Regions from separate parts of the Homo sapiens genome. Here region 1 is linked to region 2. Evidence: chromatin contacts called from ENCODE POLR2A ChIA-PET data. All regions are on one chromosome and are shown on one strand. The core of a region is the stretch at or near the end of the contact, and the rest is flanking DNA. Distances in the headings are between cores, read along the strand shown. Region 1 holds the start of XPO5 (exportin 5). Region 2 holds the start of HSD17B8 (hydroxysteroid 17-beta dehydrogenase 8).

Region 1 (6,813 bases), core at 1,661-4,160, about 10 Mb before region 2:
AACCACAAAATACAAACATAGCCAATTGGCACATAAAAATAGGCTCACCATCATTAGTCATGGGGAAATGGAAATTAAAATGCACATCACCAGGGGAAGAGAACCAATACGGAATCAGTTGACAGACAAATCTCAAGTATAAATTCAGAGAAAAGAGAAGGAGAAAATAATATATAACATCATAGCATTCATGAAAAATGTCAACCTTTTACTCTGAAATACTTTTAGACTTACAGAAAATCGCAAAAATGGTAGAGTTCTCCTACTCCCAGTTTCCTGATGTTAACATCTTACTTAACACAATTACCAAAATTTAAAAATGAACATTGGCATATTATTAACTACATACTTTACTGCCCCCCAATCTGTGGCATTTCCTCGGTTGTTCCTTGTTTTTCATGACCATGACACTTTTTTTTTTTTGAGACAAAGTCTCGCTCTTGTCCCCCCGCCAGGCTGCTTTAAATACTACTGATATTTGACTTCCACAACTATATATACTAACTTAATTGGTATGGGTATGACCTGGGCATGAGTTTTTTGTTGTTGTTGTTGTTTTTGAGTTAGAGTTTCGTTCTCGTTGCGCAGGCTGGAGTGCAATGGCACAGTCTCGGCTCACTGCAACCTACGCCTCCCGGGTTCAAGCGATTCTCCTGCCTCAGCCTCCTGAGTAGCTGGGATTACAGGCGCACGCCACCACGCCCGGCTAATTTTTGTATTTCGAGTAGAGACTGGGTTTCACCATGTTGGCCAGGCTAGTCTCTAACTCCTGACCTTAGGCGATCCACCCACCTCGGCCTCCCAAAGTGCTGGGATTACAGGCGTGAGCCATCGCGCTCGGCCTAGCATGGGGATTTTTTTTTTTCCTAGACAGAGTCTCCGTCTGTCACCCAGGCTGAAGTGCAGTGGTGAGATCTCAGCTCACTGCAACCTCCATCTCCCGGTTTCAAGTGATTCCTCTGCCTCATCCCCATTAGCTGGGACTACAGGCGCGTGCCACCCCGCCCGGCTAATTTTTTGTATTTTTAGTAGAGACGGGGTTTCACCGTGTTAGCCAGGATGGTCTCGATCTCCTGACCTCGTGATCCGCCCGCCTCGGCCTCCCAAAGTGCTGGGATTACAGGCGTGTGCCACCGCGCCAGGCCGGGGATTTTTAAAAGCTCTCCAGGTAATTCCAATATGCAGCAGTTTGGGAGCCAAGACCTAAATAAGACAATCGAAACACCAGCAATCCATGATTTAAATACGAGAAACACAGGTTATACAGTTGAGTGAGCACCCAACTGTATTCTAAAAAAAGTTTTTCAAAAACTAACATTCACCTTGAAAAAAAAAACGTCTTACAACTGCAAAGCAGGAAGGTGAGTGGAAAGAAAAATAATTAAAATCAGAGCAGTCAAAGCATTAATTCCTTATAAATTCCAATCGACCACGCCTAAAACAGGCAGAATGTGATACTTTAAACATTTACAAGTTAAAACTATAACATGCCAGAAGTCCCTCTACTTTGAAGTGGCTTTTCAGTAGTACTGGAACAGACTGAGCCAACAAATAGTATTGTAACACAAAAAAACACAGGCTAAGCACCATATTAGATCCAAATACCAGAAGTGGAGCAAGAATAGGAAGCAGTGATTTATGTTCAGCACACAATTTACTAAGCACACAATCACAAAAACAGACATGCAGACTTTAACAGATAATAAAGCTGTTGAGGTTTTCCGTTTATGTATTTACTGGAGAAAGCAAGAGCTTTATTTATTTATTTTTGAGACGGAGTTTCGCTCTGTCGCCCAGGCTGGAGTGCAAAGGCGCGATCTCGGCTCACTGAACCTCCGCCTCCCGGGTTCAAGCGATTCTCCCACCTCAGCCTCCCGAGTAGCTGGGATTACAGGCGCGCACCGCCACGCCTGTATAAAAATACTAAAAATGCAAACATAATTTTTGTATGTTTAGTAGAAACGGGGTTTCACCATGTTGGTGAGGCTGGTCTCGAACTCCTGACCTCAGGTGATCCGCCCGCCTCCGCCTCCCAAAGTGCTGGGATTACAGGCGTGAGCCACCGCGCCCGGCCAAGAGCTTTATAAAGATGGAAAATGAAGAAGACTTTCTGCCCAAGCCATGCTTTTGGATAAGGATTACACTACTTTGAAACCTTATACATAGCACTTGGCCAATTATCAAAACTGCACAAACCTTCACTGATTGCAATTATTCCCTTTAAACATCTCGAGTTACCCCAATCCGCACAAAACAAGTTTAGTGCCCACCAGGTAATAATACATCCAGGAAAGTAATTCCAAGAGAGAGGTTTAACAACTACAGGGAAAAACATACTTTTTTCTACAAGAAAAATCTTAGAAGACAGTACCAGGGCCTTATCCCTGTTAGCATGATTTATATTTCACGCAACCTTGGCCCAGTCACTGCTACATTATAAAACCAATAGCCAAGGCAACATAGAAAGTCTGAACACAGTGACAGCGAACGGTTCTAAATTTTCTTACCAAGGTAACAAACACCTGGCAAAACTGCCAGCAGCGGTTGCCGAAAATGCTGGGTTCGGTGCCTACTGGAAGGAAAATGGAAGGGCTCCTGAATATCTTTTCGCCTTTCTAGGAGCGGTCCAGTGAGTTTCGAGCGAGATTTATTCCCTGTGACGACGGAGAAACCGAGAAGGGATCGTAAAGGATCCTGCCCGGGCAACCGTCCCCAGCAGGGATCAGACGAGAGCGGCGCGCCCAGCAATGCAGCCGCCAGACTGAGGTCTGACAGCGCGCCCGCTGCGAAGGGCCGTTGACGCGGCTGCGCACCGCGGCCCTTCCGCCTCCCGCCCCGCCCACCTAGGCTCAACCTGCACACGGGAGCCGCCACTTCCGCGGGCGCGTGCGCAGTGGCGGGCCGGGCGCGTGCGCAGCGCCGGCTTCTTCCCAGCGCGAGTTGCTGCTAACGCTCCTCCTCCAGCTTCCCACCCCCGCCGCCCGCCGCGGCCCGGTACCAACGGGTGGTCTCGCCGAGGGAGCTGTCGTGCCTCGTGGTCCCGGGACTGCAGTGGTGTGCGCTCTCGGCGCGTGGCGCTAGGCATGGCGATGGATCAAGTAAACGCGCTGTGCGAGCAGCTGGTGAAAGCGGTGACGGTCATGATGGACCCCAACTCCACCCAGCGCTACCGGCTGGAAGCCCTCAAGGTAGCTGGGGTCCTGGCGTCCTGGGCCGGTCCCGACACCCTCTCCCAGCCCCAGCAGCTCCGGCGCCGCCTGTAACTGGGGTAGTCTCCCGCCCACGCGGCCCCTGGACCTCCTTTCCCAACTCCCCGGGACCTTCCCCTCGCGGCCCTCCGCGCCTCTCCCAAATCGCCGCCTTCTCTACTCGCCGCTCCTGTCCTTTGCCTGGGACACTCCGGTCCCTATGCTGCTTCTCATCTCGCCGCAGCTTCCCACAGCCCTCTCCTCCCCCTTTCCTCGCTTCTGTGCACTCTTGTCCGCAACATGACCCTCGCCCATTTTCATTCCCCAAGCCCGACATCCCCTCGCCTTCCCGAGGCGCACGTGTAGATCCCGCCCCCAACACCAGCTTCGTTCTTTATGGTCTCTCCTGCACTAAACGTTTTCCTGCTGGCCCACTCCCCTGGCCCTGACCGAGCTCCAGCCCCTCTGGTACCCTTATGCTTATATGCTTTAACATCTCGCTAACTTTCGTTTGTGTCTTGGACATTTTCCGGGGAAATTCTCGCACCCCTACTTCTCCCATGTTTTTGAGTGTAATATTTTTAGGCTATTTTGCGCAAAGATAACTTCTACCACTTACTTTGCATTTTAACAAGGGCACTTTGGTTTCCTGAAAGTAGTTTGCGTGAGACCCGAATGCTCTGCTCTTGGGACTGACTTATGTTGCAGTTTGGGGGTGTTAATACAATTCAAGCTTACTTGCCCATAAAACAACGTGTGTGGGCTGTGAGAAATGGCCATTTAGGAGAAAATACTTGTGCTGTACATTTTTAAAGTGATGTTAACTTCAAAAAAGAGAGTGACCACCACTTGGAGGAAATGTTACAATATGTAGATGTCTGCCACAGGGTTTGGAATCAGAAACAATTGGGTTCCATTAGTTTGGTTTTTATTATTAATATTTAAAATAGACACAAAAGTGGAGAGAATACGACAGTGATTCTGCATGTTCCTGTCACCTAAATTCAGCAATCAAAGATTTTACCGCATTTACTTTTTCCACCGCCTATCCTCTCTCCCTGCCTCGAAGGTTTTTAAAAGAAACCCTAGAAATTGTTATTTCACCCCTATGTACGTCAGGGGGATGTCTCTAACAAATAATTTCTTATTCCTTTGTGTCCATTTTTTTCCAACACTAGTAGGGCTACTGTTGGCCGTAGCATGGAAAAAATCTGGAACCATCACGCTGGAAGGAATGTTTATCAGTTCTTTATTCATAATATATATATAATATATACACATAAAATAGAGTGAACACCACTTGGAGGAAATGTTATATATGTGTAACTTTTATATATTTTATATTTTTATTTTTATATTAAATATATATTTTTAAAGCAACTGTGCTTGGAGATCCACATAATATTGATCTAGGTTTTGCAACTTTAAACATATAGCTTAGGTTGGAGTTTCTTTTTGAGTAGGGTCTCACTCTGGTTGTCCAGGCTGGCGTGCAGTGGTGAGATCTCGGCTCACTTCAGCCTTGATTTCTCGAGCTCAAGTGATTCTCCTACCACTTCAGCCTCCTGAGTAGCTGGGATTACAGGCACCTGCCACCATGCCCGGCTAATTTAAAAAAATATTTTTAGTGGGCCGGGCACAGTGGCTCACGCCTGTAATCCCAGCACTTTGGGAGGCCAAGGCAGGTGGGTCACCTGAGGTCAGGAGTTCAAGACCAGCCTGGTCAACATGATGAAACCTTGTTTCTACTAAAAATACAAAAATTAGCTGGGTGTGGTGGCGTGCACTTGTAGTCCCAGCTACATGGGCTCAGGAGGCTGAGGCAGGAGAACTGCTTGAACCTGGGAAGCAGAGGTTGCAGTGAGCCGAGATCATGCCATTGCATTCCAGCCTGGGCGACAGAGTGAGACTCCGTCTCAAAAAAAAAAAAAAAAAATATATATATATATATATATTTAATAGAGATGGGGTTTCGCCATGTTGCCTAGGCTAGTCTCAGACTCCTAGACTCAAGTAGTCCACCCATCTCAGCCTCCCAGAGTGCTGGGACAGGTGTGAGCCACCGCACCCGGCCCTGGTTGGAGTTTCTTAAGATGAAATTCTTTTAGTCCCTATTCTCTCAGCCCTCGAAAGGAAACACTAACTTTTCTTCTTTCAGTTTTGTGAGGAGTTTAAAGAAAAGTGTCCTATCTGTGTCCCCTGTGGCTTGAGGTTGGCTGAGAAAACACAAGTTGCCATCGTCAGACATTTTGGCCTTCAGATCCTGGAACACGTTGTCAAGTAAGGAGCTCTTGGACATTACCACTGAAGTCTGAGAGAACAGATCTTTATATCTTATATAACCTATAGAGATGCTGTTTAGGTGAGTAGAGAAGAGCAATCTCCAAGAAGAGAGGAATGATCCCCTAGATGTTATCAGAACCTCACAGGAGCTCTCATTCAAGATTTAACCTTTCTTTTCTTCAGTTTCTTCATCCATGTAAAGTGTGTGGTACATATTACCCATTCAACAAATATTACCTGCCATTTAGCCAATACTTACTGAGCTCTGACTATATGTCATTAGCCCTCGAAGCCTTTTTAGAGTAATGCAATGTATAGGTCAATGAATCTCTGATTAGGCACTGTGGCTTTCTTTTTTCTCTCTGTCTTTCTGAGTTTGTGTGCCTTCTCTGGGTGGTACATCCAAAGCAGGATTGTATGAGAATAACTGAAAACCCATCCTAACTTGATTGTCCTACCCTCAACACCTATCAGAAGAGGTAGCCTTTAAGACTTAGCCATAGTTTTTCCAGAATTGTTTTGTAAGCCAGCACAGAAAATGACTGATGTCAAAACTGCATTTTCTGAAAAGCAAGTACATTGTTGCAGTTGACCTAGATGTATATTCACTTTTGGCCCATCAATAAAATCATGAGGCAAAGCTGACGTGTGGTACAAATCTTGTGCGGATTCCAGTTAATGGACCACTGCATATATAAAACCTTTTCCCAAGAATTTTTGTGTTAGTATTTTGGTTAAATGTAGATCATTTTTGCCCATTCATTGACAGGTACAAAATCAAAAGTATAATTTCTTAATGAAATCTCCAGTGTAATCAAATGTAGAAATCCATGCTATTCTCTTGTAAAGACAAGACTTCTAAAGTGGTTCTATTGACTTTATGCATTTTGGTGGTCAGGTTTCGGTGGAACGGCATGTCTCGATTGGAGAAGGTGTATCTGAAGAACAGTGTCATGGAGCTGATTGCAAATGTAAGGAATGGGTGGTTGGGAGACATGTTTCCAAGGTAGTTTAGGCAAAGCGTGACTTCTTCAATAGGGAGTTTGTGTAAAAATTCACTGCTTCTAAATAGGTCAGACAGCACAAGAAATCATAATTTAGGCCAGGCACAGTGACTCACACCTGTAATTCTAGCGCTTTGGGAAGCCAAGGTAAGAGGATCACCTGCATCTAAGAATTCGAGAGCAGCTTGGGCAATGCAGTGAGACCCCATCTCTACCAAAAATGCAAAAATTAGCTGAGCGTGGTGGCGCATGCCTGTGGCCCAGCTACTCAGGAGGCTGAGGTGGGAGGATTTTCTGAGCCCAGGAGGTCCAGGCTGCAGTGAGCTGTGATGGTGCCA
Region 2 (6,688 bases), core at 309-2,808:
CCCCTTCCCAGGGACCCCACTACATTCAGTGCTCACCCTCAGGGTCCCCCAAGTGTCCCATCGGGATCATTTCAGTAATCTGTAAGGAAATACTCATGTGGGTGAAAGCTTCTTTTATGGATTTTTTTGAAGACTGAGTCTGTGACCCTTTTTTGTCTTCATTTCTCATACATTCATTGAATATTTAATGTTTGCCAGGAACTGTGCCCAGTATTCTCTCTCTCTCTCTCTCTCTCTCTCTGTGAAGCCCAGAGAGATTGAGTCTCTGAATGATTCTGCCCTCCACCCACAGCCTCCTACCTTGTCCACCACTTTCTGTGGCACTTTCTGTGTCATGGGTGTTGCAATGAACCCTGGGAGGACAGAGTTACAGCGGATCCCATGTCTGTGGGAAGGAGAGTGGCTGCCGATTCTGGAGAGGGCTGAATGCTGGTACCTCCCTCAGACCCCCCAGGTGCTCCCCAGCACCCTCAAGCATCTGACCAACCGTCCAAGCTCCCGGGCTGCGGTCTGGGTCAGCCCAATCACTCCAGCCTTGGATGCTGCATAGTTTGTCTGCCCCACGTTCCCCACCTATAGGTGAGTCAGAGATGTGGAATGAGTCAGGAGTCTCAAGGAGGGGTTCTCCTCTCTATACCACTTGGCTGGCTGACCTCGTCCAACTCAACCTGACCTTTCCTACGATGCTACTGATGTTGATGATGGAACCACGACAACCATTGGACACCAGGGCTTGTGCTGCAGCCTGAGTGACTAGGAAGGTGCCCTGGCGGGAAAGGGTAACAAGGGAGAAAAGATCAGCTGGGGTGACAGCCCTCCTCCAACTCCCTCCCCAGGCTAAGGGGGCCAAACGTCGCAGGTTCAGAGATCGCCACCTTGAGGTTGACAGCTATGACTTTGTCCCAGTCATCCTCAGACATGTGCAGCAGAAACTCATCCTGGGTGATGCCCGCACAGGACACAACGACAGATGGTGGGCGAGAAAAGCAGGCCTATGGGAGGGGGAGGTTACGCATCAAAAACCCCCCACAAAAAGCCGGGGCAGTGGAGGCAATATCAGAGCTTTAGAGGGGGAAAGTGGCCTAGCGTTCACCTGCACTTGTTCCAGCAGGCACCTGGCGGCCCTGGCCTCAGACACGTCAGCCTGGAAGGCAGCATGGTTCCCTCGGGGCGGCCCCTCCTTGCTCCCTGGCCCGCCCAGCAGCCGCACCGTCTCCTGTGCCGCTGCCCGGTCCAGGTCGCAGGCAGCTACGGTGGCCCCCTCTCCGGCCAGGCGTACACTGACCGCTCGGCCGATGCCGCTCCCCGCACCTGAGGTAGGACAGAACACGCCGGACCGGGCACGGGGAGGAGAGGGCAGGGATCAGAGGTCACAGGGCAGAAAGTAAAATGTGGGTAAGGGGCCAGAGGTCACAGCGGCCGCGCACTCCAAGGGCACGCCCCTGACCTCACTCCAATACCCCAAACCGCCCGGGGAAAGAACCCCCTCAACCTGTGACCAAGGCCAGTGCGGAGCGGAGTCGGTTCTGGAGCTGAGACGCCATGGCGGGCTGTGGGTGGGTGGGAATCCCAGCACTAAGCCAATCCCAGCGCAGAGGGGCGTGGCAAGGGCAAAGCCGGGGCCAATCAAAGGCCCGCCAGCCTTAGGCCATCTGCGGCCACCAGCGCAGGCCGACCTCCCACCGAGGGGGCGTGGCCCGACACTGCTGCTTAGGGGCCCCGGGTGTGGAGAAGACAAGGGGCCCCATTCCCCCCAAAAAGACAAAGACTGCATGTGGGGCGGAAGATCGGAGGTCTTTATTTCCGGTTACCACCCCTCCCCCTCGATTCAAACACAGTGATATAAAAGGAATAGAAACAAAAAAAATCAGGCCATGAGAATACCAACTAACCCTCTCCCACCCCATCCCCCCAATCACTCCCAAATCAGGACACACGATTGATGTTTGATGTTTATCCCCGACTCCTCCTGTTACCCTCTCTGTCCAGGACTCTGGTCTTCCCTGAAGCCTCCACCAACTGGTGGGAGAAAGGAAACTGGACCTTGGAGAACTTCCTGTGTAGCAACTTGGTTCTCCGAGAACAGGTGGGGTAGGGGACACCAGGTAGGCTGCCATCACCCCCTGTCCCTTCCAGCCTTCTTCATGGCCCCATTTAGCCTTCCAAATGCAACATGGTCAGACAGTGCCCAACACTATGGTCCCTCTGGCCTCTCATTCTCACCGCTCCAGCCTCTGTAAGACTGCCAGCCCTTGAAGGCCCTAATGCCAAAGTAACCATTCTCCCAGGCTACAGTTCCTTCCTTTGGCAGATGTCCCTGGCCAGGGCCCCCAACCTCTACGCACCCCTGACCTGGAGTTAGGGGTAGAGGTTTGGGGCAGGGGTAGTTTATCCACCCCTCACTCAAGGTGGGCAATCAGCACCATCATGATAACTCCCCCCAGCAGCCCCAGCACCTCCAGAAGTGATTGCAATGGTGATGCCTCCCTCAGCAGCTCGGGCAACACAGACACTGTTGCTACGTAGATAAAGCCACCTGCAGTAAATGGCAGGACCCAGCCAGGACCTGCACCACCTGCAATTTCACTGCCCACTGCTCCTCCTTCAGTGAGAAGGGCACAGGCTGTGCCTGCCAGTGCCCCTACTGCTGTCAGTAGTTGCAGACGCATCGCCTGATGGGCAGAAAAGAGAAAAAGGCACTCACCAATAGCTAAAGATTATCAGTGGTTTAGAAGTGGCTGGTGGGGTATAGGTATAGGGGACATGGATTTGGAAACTAAACATCAAAATAAAAAGAGAAGAGGGAGCAGTCTAGAATAGACAATTTCTGAAAAATCTTAAGAGATCAGAGGTCCTTTCCACAGACTTTCTGATTGAGTAGGCGTGTGTGTGTAAGACTCCACTAAACCATTCAGATGGTTTATAGACCAGTTTAAGAAATACTGAGCTAAAGGACAAAGTAACCAGAACTTCTTCCCCCTCATTTCTAGAGGACTTGTCAATGACAGTATGAATTGTTTGGAACTAATAAGAGGCTGTTTGGGTTTAGGGTGAGTGAGGAGAGATAAAGGGTTTGAGGCAGCTGTGTTTGGCAGACATCACCAACCTGCTTTTTGCTGCAGCCAGACTGGACCAAGATGGCAAAGTCTCCGACCTCGTGGGGCACTTCATGTAGCAGGACAGTCATTGTGGTCAGGATCCCTAGTCCCCGGCCCCCTCGAAAGGAAGCCCCAATGGCCAGACCATCAGTGAAGTTGTGTGCCAAGTCAGCAGCCAGATTCAGGTACCCCGACACACGCAGGTCTTGTACAGGACAAGAAGAGAAAATGATCAGAGGCTTCCATCACCACTTGTTCCAGTCTTGGTCAGCTATTCTCACACCTCCCCTCAGAGACCACTTTACACCCAGTCCTTTAGTGTTTCTCAGATACCTGCCATTACCCACAGCACATATTCCATGTGATTTGTGATGATGTCCCTTGCCCAAATTTATCACCAACTCTGGCCCTTACCTAAGCCTCTTTTTTCTTCTTCAGCGTTCTGAGGTCTCACTGGCCCATCTTTGGGTACTGTGCTCCCTCCTCGCCTCTTCTGAACCCCTCTTGTTTCCTTTTCTTCTTCCTCTGAGCTCTGCTTCTCCTTGGTAGAACGCTCTGAGGGAAGAAAAGAGTTGGTCAGAGTGGAGAACAGATCTTCCAACATGTCCTCTCCCTCCTGAGGGCCATAAGATGAGGAGATTCTGAGGCAGGCAAGTCAGCTTTCAGGAAAGTTGTTCCTGGGCTCACCTTGTCTTCCATGTCCATGACTTCCACGTGTATGACTGTGAGCGTGTCCATGTCCATGACTGTGACCATGTCCTCCTTTCACATGTCTCACAAATTTCTCCACGACAAGAAAGGCAACAATTCCACTGAGAACCCACAGTCCCACAGACAGAATGGGGCCCTGGCCTGGGAATGGAGGCATTGAGACATTAAGGGAGATGTGCATTCCAGACTCCTCCTCCTCAAGTGCGGGAGGTGAGGAATAGGGAGAGACGGACCTTCCCCAGCACCCCAACTCCCATCCCCATCTGTCTCTTCCTCACCACTGTGGGAGTGTCCATGTCCGGGTTGCTCCAGAGTGTGGTGAGAATGAGGTTCTGGAAGAAGGGGGGAAAACCAGATGAGGGAATATCTGACACAATGAGTGTGTATTTGGGGGAATATCGAAAGGTCAGGGATCATAAAGGAGAAAGAACCCTTTTCCTCCAAAGAACGAAATAGGTTAGATTTGAGGTAGAAGTCAGAGGTTACTTACCAAGAGCATGAGGAATGAGGTGCAGGAAAGCATCTCCCAGGAGCCCACCGGAAGCAAAACTGAGCAAGATCTGAAGTAGAGAGCGATGCCGGGGAGAGTTCGACTCCACGGGGATAAGGAAGAGGACAAAAAATGGAGCTGCTGAGATCAGCACTGTGGCCCCCAGTGCCTGGTGAGGGAGAGTCAAGGTCAAGTACTGTGGAGTTTCCCAACAATCCAGAACCAGCCCTTCTCTCTCCCATCCCCTGGAGACTCACATAAGCCCAGAGAGTGACAGCATCCAGGTCCTGCTTGATGCCTGGAGCCCCAGACTCCCCATAGCCTCCATGGCTATGCTCATGGTCATGTCCATGTCCTCTGTGGTAGAGGCTCTCATGGGAGTAGCCATGGCTATGGCCATGGTGTAAATCCTCATGTGAATGTCCATGGTCGTGATCGTGGGTATGTCCATGCCAGATGCTCTCGTGAGTGTGGCCATGGCCATGGGCATGGCTGTGGCCATGGTGGAAATCTTCATGTGAGTGCCTGTGGCTGTGGCCATGGAAGTCCTCTTGCAGATCGTCGTGCAGGTCGTCATGACCCCCGAGTCCAGCCACCAGAAGCCCCAAGGTCGCCCAGGTCAGCAGTCCCACGGCCACCCAGTGGGGGGCCCCCAGGCCTCTGGCCATCACGCTGACCAGAGGGACAGAGGCAGTGACTCCACTTGACTCAACTCTATACCTACACAGGGTCCGCTTTACTCCAATCGCGCCCTCCGTCCACCTCTATGGGCCGCTCTCCCATTCCCTTAAGTTCCCACCTACATTGTTCCCAAGACTAGTTCTCTTTATCCCGAACCACCTCCCGGATGTAGGGCCCTGGGACACTAATCTTTCACCAGCCACTTTACAGACTCTCTGGGCCCTCGTCTCTACGACTCATTAGGTGAGGAAAAGGCCTGGAAAGGATGGTAGAGAAAAAACAGAGAATTCTCACCGGCTCCGGGATCCTCTCCTTTCCCGGTTTGCTTGGACGTGGCAGTCCCGCCTTTAGATCCCGCGAGAACAGGAAGTTCCGTTCCACCTTCGCCCTAATGCCTTTACCAATATGGCGGCACTCCGGTAGCGACGAATCCATCCTGCACTGACACGCATGCGCGAGTGTGGAGGTGATTTGAGGGGAGGGTGGGCGAGGCGGGCTAACAGGCCGGAGGAGACCGCCTCCTCGGTTTCCAACTAGACGAGGGGGCGGGAACTCGCGCCGAGACTTCCCGTCTGTACAAAGATGGCTGCCACATTGGCGCTGTCATTTTGGTACTGAGCAGAGCGACGGGCTTAATTCGACCCAATCCAGGCCAGAGTCTTTCTCTCAGGGGCTTCCTCGTGCTCAGCTAATCCTCCGATCAATCCTTGGGAATCCCTGGGACCTCTTCGGTATCCCTACTCTCAGCCAGGGATCATGTCTTGGGCCGCTCGCCCGCCCTTCCTCCCTCAGCGGCATGCCGCAGGGCAGTGTGGGCCGGTGGGGGTGCGAAAAGAAATGCATTGTGGGGTCGCGTCCCGGTGGCGGCGGCGACGGCCCTGGCTGGATCCCGCAGCGGCGGCGGCGGCGGCGGTGGCAGGCGGAGAACAACAAACCCCGGAGCCGGAGCCAGGGGAGGCTGGACGGGACGGGATGGGCGACAGCGGGCGGGGTGAGTGCCCCAGCAGAAGGGCAGGCGAGCCAGTGACCGCTTTATCTGCGACCCCTCCCCCACACCCTCCCCCGGTGCTCTTTTCCTTGCGCTCCCGCCCCCTTGTTTGTAAACACGCGTCCCCTCCCTCCCGAGGGCCTTAGCACCCTCCCCCCCGGGGCGGGGCGGGGAAGGGGAGCTTCCGCCCTCCTAGCTGTGACCGCTTGAGGCCTTGGGCACCGGAGGTCGCGGGCCTGGGAAGGGCACGATTCCTCTTAAACCTCAGGACTTTGGGCGTTTACAGGCAGATCCTGCGTCTTAGGAGGGGTCTCTCCTGCCTGTCTCTTTCCCTTGCACGCTCTGGCTACCTGGCTTTACGCTGGGAATAGAGGGGCTCGATGGTCTACCCCACGTGCTGCCCCACCCACGAGACAGGTGTGGCTTTGGGATGACCTGGTATTCATTCAAATGGATTGGTTGGAAAATTTTCCTCACCTGAACTATCCTCCTCTCCTTGTCAACTCCCTCCTCTCACCACAATGAGGAGTTACGCTGTTTTTGGGTTTTTTTAGCCAGTCAAATATAGCAGTGGGAGGTTGTATACCAATTTTAGTGACACAAATGTTAATAAGTTCTGATAACCCACTACCATCGGACCAGCCGGAGTTACACTGTTGTTTGACAGCAGGGTGTCTCTGAACTTGGGGATGGGTGGAGTGGGCTGGGTCCGGCACGGTG

What was found. ChIA-PET counts read pairs that join two places held with the same protein, here RNA polymerase II (POLR2A).
Region 1: POLR2A ChIA-PET joins it to region 2 with 10 read pairs in activated T-cell. The contact joins the promoter of XPO5 here to the promoter of HSD17B8 in region 2. POLR2A ChIA-PET finds 5 or more read pairs at or near these places in 2 of 52 experiments (BJ and activated T-cell).

What each region holds. Positions count from the first base shown.
Region 1 is chr6:43,572,135-43,578,947 of GRCh38, reverse strand. It overlaps XPO5 (exportin 5), which reads left to right and starts at 2,910. Exons shown (of 32, transcript NM_020750.3): 1 at 2,910-3,188; 2 at 5,347-5,468; 3 at 6,370-6,442. The coding sequence starts at 3,084. It overlaps POLH (DNA polymerase eta), which reads right to left and starts at 2,763. Exons shown (of 11, transcript NM_006502.3): 1 at 2,508-2,763. RefSeq lists enhancers at 665-1,165, 2,494-2,743 and a silencer at 2,764-2,963.
Region 2 is chr6:33,199,525-33,206,212 of GRCh38, reverse strand. It overlaps HSD17B8 (hydroxysteroid 17-beta dehydrogenase 8), which reads right to left and starts at 1,558. Exons shown (of 9, transcript NM_014234.5): 1 at 1,493-1,558; 2 at 1,094-1,311; 3 at 876-992; 4 at 674-766; 5 at 488-573; 6 at 301-385; 7 at 37-79. The coding sequence starts at 1,544. It overlaps SLC39A7 (solute carrier family 39 member 7), which reads right to left and starts at 5,346. Exons shown (of 7, transcript NM_006979.3): 1 at 4,557-5,346; 2 at 4,300-4,468; 3 at 4,088-4,141; 4 at 3,786-3,950; 5 at 3,513-3,653; 6 at 3,107-3,303; 7 at 1,776-2,672. The coding sequence starts at 4,967. The coding sequence ends at 2,400. It overlaps RXRB (retinoid X receptor beta), which reads left to right and starts at 5,548. Exons shown (of 10, transcript NM_021976.5): 1 at 5,548-5,971. The coding sequence starts at 5,737. It also overlaps the pseudogene RNY4P10. RefSeq lists enhancers at 1-845, 846-1,728, 4,314-4,815, 4,816-5,317, 5,318-5,819.